2 separate regions of the Mus musculus genome follow, and region 1 is linked to region 2. The links are chromatin contacts, found by Hi-C or POLR2A ChIA-PET in ENCODE. All regions are on one chromosome and are shown on one strand. Each heading gives the region's core, a stretch centred on a gene start or an enhancer-like site at or near the end of the contact. The rest is flanking DNA. Distances are from core to core; before and after follow the strand shown.

Region 1 (2,700 bases), core at 95-2,594, 48 kb before region 2:
AGAGACCATACTGGGCAAGCTTTTACTGATGTACTCCAAGCCAAGCACCTGCCAAGACACCTGCGCCTCCTGCTGCAGTCAGCAGTTCTTTGAGGTCCAGTCTTTCCCTAAAGCCTATCCATCCAAAAGAGGGCCTTTCTTCATGGATAAGGACTAATCAGAAACAAAGAAACAGAATGGCTGGGGCTGTGGGAAGGAAGAAAAGGCAGTTAAGGGCATAGCAAAAGGAGTTATGCCAGTAATACTATGAGAGGTTGAGATCACATGTATTATTCTTACAATCGTCATTATGAATGGTAACTTTACCACTACAATGGCAAGTGTAGTTCTTGTTGTTGTTTGCTTAAAGTTTGGCTGTTCTGAAAGAGTAGACTGGACCATGTCAAGAGGGATACTTCCTAGACTGTACCTAGAAGACTAATAATTCCTCATTCAAATATCTTTAGGTCTAATTTCTTTAAAATTATGGTTTCTTGAATATGCTGCAAGGAGCTGAAAATGTCTTTATCCTGATGGCTATCCTAGGCTATTAATGAAGGTTTGGGGTTCAAAGTCACTACCGCACCCAATCTATGAAGAGAAGATGATCAAAATAGAAATCTGCTTAGGTTAAAATATTTCTCAATAAGCTAGCGTGTAAAGTATGTTATTGCACAGTTACCAGCATCCCTTGGGGTAACTCACACATTAAAGAAACCCTGGTGACTTCTTTCAGGTTCAGAATCAGCAGAAGCCCTGCCCCGCAGTGACAGCTCAATCCCACGCCCTATGCTCCAAGAAGAGACAGAGGCCAGGGGTGGAGGCAGAGAAAACTGAGCTCGAATAGCCACACCCAAATCTGCATAAGAGGCTCCCCAGAACTGCAGTGTACCTCAGAAGCTCTAGAAAGGGGGAGGGAAAGGAATTAAAAAGTAAAAAGAAGGAGAGGTTTAATTCTTCCTATCTGTGCCTTTCTCCAGTTTCAAGTTGAAGAAGGGTACAAAAAAAAAAAAAAAAAAAAAAAAAGGCTCCCACCACACTGAGAAAGGCAGAAAACTTCTATCCAAGGACTGGACATGAACAACATCCTATACAGAGGAAGGGCAGGGACAAAGCCAGGCCAGCTGATGTGTCATCCTACAACAAAGTATGTGCACAACAACACACTTCTGAAGCAGGAAAGGGGGTGGGGTGGGATTCTACCTCTTGGCCCAGTAGAGGGAGGGAACTGTCTCTAGAGACCCAGTCCTTTGTTCCACCCTTCCTGGGAAGGCAAATGACATCATGCCTGTACTCTTCCTACCCCCTTCCCAGAGAGGCTAGAGGAGATAAGCCAGACGCCTGCAGAGGAACAGAAGGCTGTTGGCAGCGACAATGGAAGACAATCCAGAGGGTTTCCAAGCTCAAGCTGTTGCAGCTGGCCAAGCTCAGGGGAAGGCGGTGGGAGGACAGGGAGCAGCAGCGTTATCCAGTCCTAGGAACATGAGGTCATCACAGCAAATGAGTAAGATGAATATGGAGGCCCTTCACACGCCACACTGACCAGTGGTTGACTATGGTCCCTGGAGAACATGAAGCAGTGCTTATAAACGTTTTTGATAGTGGTGACTGAAGGACAGGTGCTACTAGCAGCTAGGGTGCAGAGGCCAGGGACACGGCTAAATACTCTGCACAGGGTAACCTCTATAACAAAGAATCATCCAGGCCAGGACTGAGAAATTCAGTTTAAAGGTTCTGAGCTTTTATTAATTACAGCAGGAACTTGAGTGTATCAGACTGAATGAGCTGGAGAAGAACACTTGAATTTAGGGTGTTGTTCATGCATCTTTCTCTTTGGGTTACATCAGAGCCTGACAGTTTGACAGTAGAAAGGGTTGCCTGCAGGCATGCTCATTCCACAAGAAGCTGGAGATAGAGTGGAAAAGCAGGTGCAACCCTATGTGACTCAGAATGTTGGTGGGCATTTGGCTTCCCCTGCCACGTCCACTCTCCCTGTACCCTTGAAGGGCCTTGTATGGCTGTTACCAATTCTAATCATACAGATACACCAAAAGAGCTTGTCTAAAGGCTACCTAGTATCAAACAGGATTGTAAAGTAGTCAATGAGGTAACCAGACTATTTTAACTGTTCATTAAATTTGTTCCTGCTGCACTCCCCACCAAAGAAGCACTCTCAACTCAAATCACTTAAGAAATTTATCAGGGATGGTAGGATCATACAATCTAAGGCTGAACAATCCTTTAGAAGCCATCTAAATGCACTTTCTTGAGTGAAATAATCTCTTCAACACTTGAGTAGTCACTTAAAAATTTTAAGCTGAGCCTCTTGGTACAAGCACAGGACCACACAGTGGGTTGGTTCTAAGTCATCCTGGACCACTGTAGTAAAGGCCTGACTGAAAATAACATGTAGGAAGAGGGCACTGGGGTAGCTCAGTGGTACAGTGCTTGCCTAGCATGTGCAAGGTCCATGGTCCAATCAAAAATATCCTCTAAATGAAAAAGATGAGTAACGTCCCAGATGAGGTTTGTAAAATCACATGTAAACATATGTGCCAGGAGGTTATACAACAGATTGTCCAAGGTAATGTCTTGTTTCTAGCTTTTAATACAACCAATGGCACTTATTTAGCAGTGAATATAGCCCAGGCCCAGATCTAAGCATCTATAATTCTCACAACCCTCCCGTGAAGTAGGAACTGACTCAAGCAGGCTGGCTCC
Region 2 (2,700 bases), core at 153-2,652:
ATTTTCTCAATTAGTGATCAATGCGAGAGGGCCTAGCCCACTATGGGTGTTTCATCCCTGGGCTGTGGTCCTCAGTTCTGTAAGAAAGCACACTGAGCAAGCCAGAGTAAGCAAGCCAGTAAGCAGCACCCCTCCATGGCCTCTGCATCAACTCCTGCCTACAGGTCCCAGCCCTGCTGGAGATACTGTGCTTTCTTCTCCAATGATGGACTGTGATCTAGAAGTATAAGCAGAATAAGCCCTTTCCTCCCCAACCTGCTTTTGGTTATGGATATGTCTCCCCAACTAAGACAAACATCTAGGGTTGATCTCTGTCCTCCACACACATGTGCACACATGTGCACAGCCATGTGCATGCACACCCATGCCCATATGTGTACCCACAAACATTAACATTCATACACAACAAATAGAAGAATGAGATACACACATGCACTAGAATATTATTCCGCTTTAAAAAATGGAATCATGTCACAAGCCTGTCACACCAGCACATGGATGAACCTTAAAGGTATTATGTTAAGTGCAAAAAGCCAGTCAAAACGAGAAAAATAGGCTCATAGTGGCACCTATGCCATTCAAGTGTCCACTGCAGTCTGAGCAGGTCTGAGCCAAGAAGACAGCCATAGTGGTGGTGCACTTCGAAAGGGAAATGGCCTATTAAGGCAAACTGATGTCCCCTGGAGATGATCAAGCCACTCAGCGTGGTATATGTTCCTGGAGCCCTTCTGTTTCTGGGCAAGGAGCAGTTTGCTGGTGTGGATATTCGGGTCTATGTGAAGAGTAGTGGTCTTGGGACCCAAATTTATGCCATCCCATAGCCCATTTCTAAAGCCCTGGTGGCTTATCAAAAATATGTAGATGAGCCTCTAAGAAAGAGATCAAAGATACCCTGCCCCTGTTTGATACCAGAAATCCTACCAATAAGCCCATCTCAAGGATCAAGGTCCATTCACCTTTGTAATAAAACATCCTGGAATTTTAACGTTAAATAAAAAACAAACATGTTCTAAGTCCTGGGAACAGTCAGGAGGATGGAGGAGGGGCAATGAAATAACTGTCTAGTTAGTTGTTCCTCAGTTTTGCAAGATTAAAACATTCTACACATCTGTTACCCAGCAGTGTGCTCGCAGTTAATATCAATGAAAGGTGCACACATTTGGTTATTAGTTTTTAAAAATAATTAAAAATAAACTTTCAATAAAAACAGAGGGAACACACTGACAGTAGACCTAGAATCACATGCTCCTCACATGTGCTCTCAAAGCCGTCAGCCGATCCCTCCAAGTCCTGTTTTTCCAACCTTAAGAAATAAGAACTGGACTGGGAATCCTGCCAAATCTCATTTTTATAACAAAGGTCTCATAAATGAGTTACTGACTCATACTTGCATGCAGCACTGCGGGGTGACGACCTCTCAGCAGTCCCAGTTACTGCAGGGCCTGGTGAACTCTACAAAGCCAACCTTCACCCAACTGCTCCAGATCTGTACTTTCCAGTCAGTATCTCTAAGACTGATATTCCAAAGCTGACCAACTGTGACTTCAGACACTGTAACCTATTATACTGAGGCAACTGTATATTCCTTTAATGTACGTGTATGTATGGGTGTGTGTGTGTGTGTGTGTGTGTGTGTGTGTGTGTGTGTGTACAGGAATATGGAAACACCTTCGCATGTGTTAGACTAGTTTTCTCCACTTTGAGCATTTTGTGACACCCTATCATCAACTTCTCTGAAATACTACGACTTGCCCACCCAGATACTGTTAGGGATAATTTTGGGGTATTAAAGGCTCAGAAAGCAATGGTCCAATATTCTTACTGATCAAAAAAAATCATAAGATTATGGAAGAGTGAATGGCAAAAATCAATGCACAGGAAAGAAGTCTGTAATTTCACGTGCTTATAATCAGTTACACTCGTTCTTGTTAATAACACTCTAAAAGAGCCTGCATTTCTGACTCACCATACATAAAACAGTAAAAAGAAAAATTTCCATGAGCTTGAGTAAGCATCATAAATCATTTCTTATTTCATTATTCTCATGAAGAGCAAAGGTTGCTACTGTCACCTACCAACATGTACTCACAATCCACTCCTCACTGTTACACAGAACAGTAGAAGACGCTGGGAGTCACCTTGGTAACAGAACAGAGTTAGCTTGCTAACTCCTGAGGTTATCTCATGCCAAAAATCATTGGTATTTCTGTTTGTTTGTTTTTGTTTTTCTCCCCAGTGCTAGCACGTAGACCCCAGGGCCTTGAGCATACCAGGTAAACACATCAGCCCTCCACAGCTTACAATTCATTCTGTCATATCTATCAGATGTATGGTATAATAAATGTTTTTGTTTGTTTTTTTTAAATAACAGGTCAGCTAGGGCCCCTTTACCCCCCATAAACTGGCTTTGCTTCTGTGTTTGACAGTCAGACACAAAAAGAAGATACACGGAAAGCGCCAACTCTCAATGTACAACCTTTCCTAAAGCAGTGGCAGGGCTTAGCTCTCTTGAGAAAGGTTTTATACGCTCAACCATTACAGATGCCCAAATGAGCTACAAAAGCTATCTCAGAACCTTCCTCATAATTTTTTTAAATTAACAATTGTGGGGAGAGGTACAAGGTTTAACTACCTCAGAAATTAAGGCTATCTGGAGACGTATAAAATATTAATACCAAGAAAGGCAACTTACAAGAGGGC

What was found. A loop is a pair of places that touch in the nucleus more often than their neighbours do. ChIA-PET counts read pairs that join two places held with the same protein, here RNA polymerase II (POLR2A).
Region 1: a map of heart shows a loop between it and region 2 (2.1-fold over the local background). The contact joins two enhancer-like sites. A Hi-C loop is called at or near these places in 11 of 37 maps with a recorded cell type or tissue (adrenal gland, gastrocnemius, heart and 3 more). POLR2A ChIA-PET finds 5 or more read pairs at or near these places in 5 of 5 experiments (Patski and embryonic stem cell).

What each region holds. Positions count from the first base shown.
Region 1 is chr11:30,160,024-30,162,723 of GRCm38, forward strand. All of the region lies in intron 1 of Sptbn1 (spectrin beta, non-erythrocytic 1), which reads right to left. Among named protein-coding and RNA genes, the nearest start is that of Sptbn1, 58 kb to the right of the region's middle. Within about 2 kb of position 1,345, at least 3 of the 3 ENCODE cell types and tissues checked have a DNase peak (open chromatin) inside an H3K27ac peak, as active enhancers do; they include gastrocnemius, where a contact is called at or near this core.
Region 2 is chr11:30,208,351-30,211,050 of GRCm38, forward strand. All of the region lies in intron 1 of Sptbn1 (spectrin beta, non-erythrocytic 1), which reads right to left. Among named protein-coding and RNA genes, the nearest start is that of Sptbn1, 10 kb to the right of the region's middle. Within about 2 kb of position 1,403, at least 1 of the 3 ENCODE cell types and tissues checked has a DNase peak (open chromatin) inside an H3K27ac peak, as active enhancers do; it is gastrocnemius, where a contact is called at or near this core.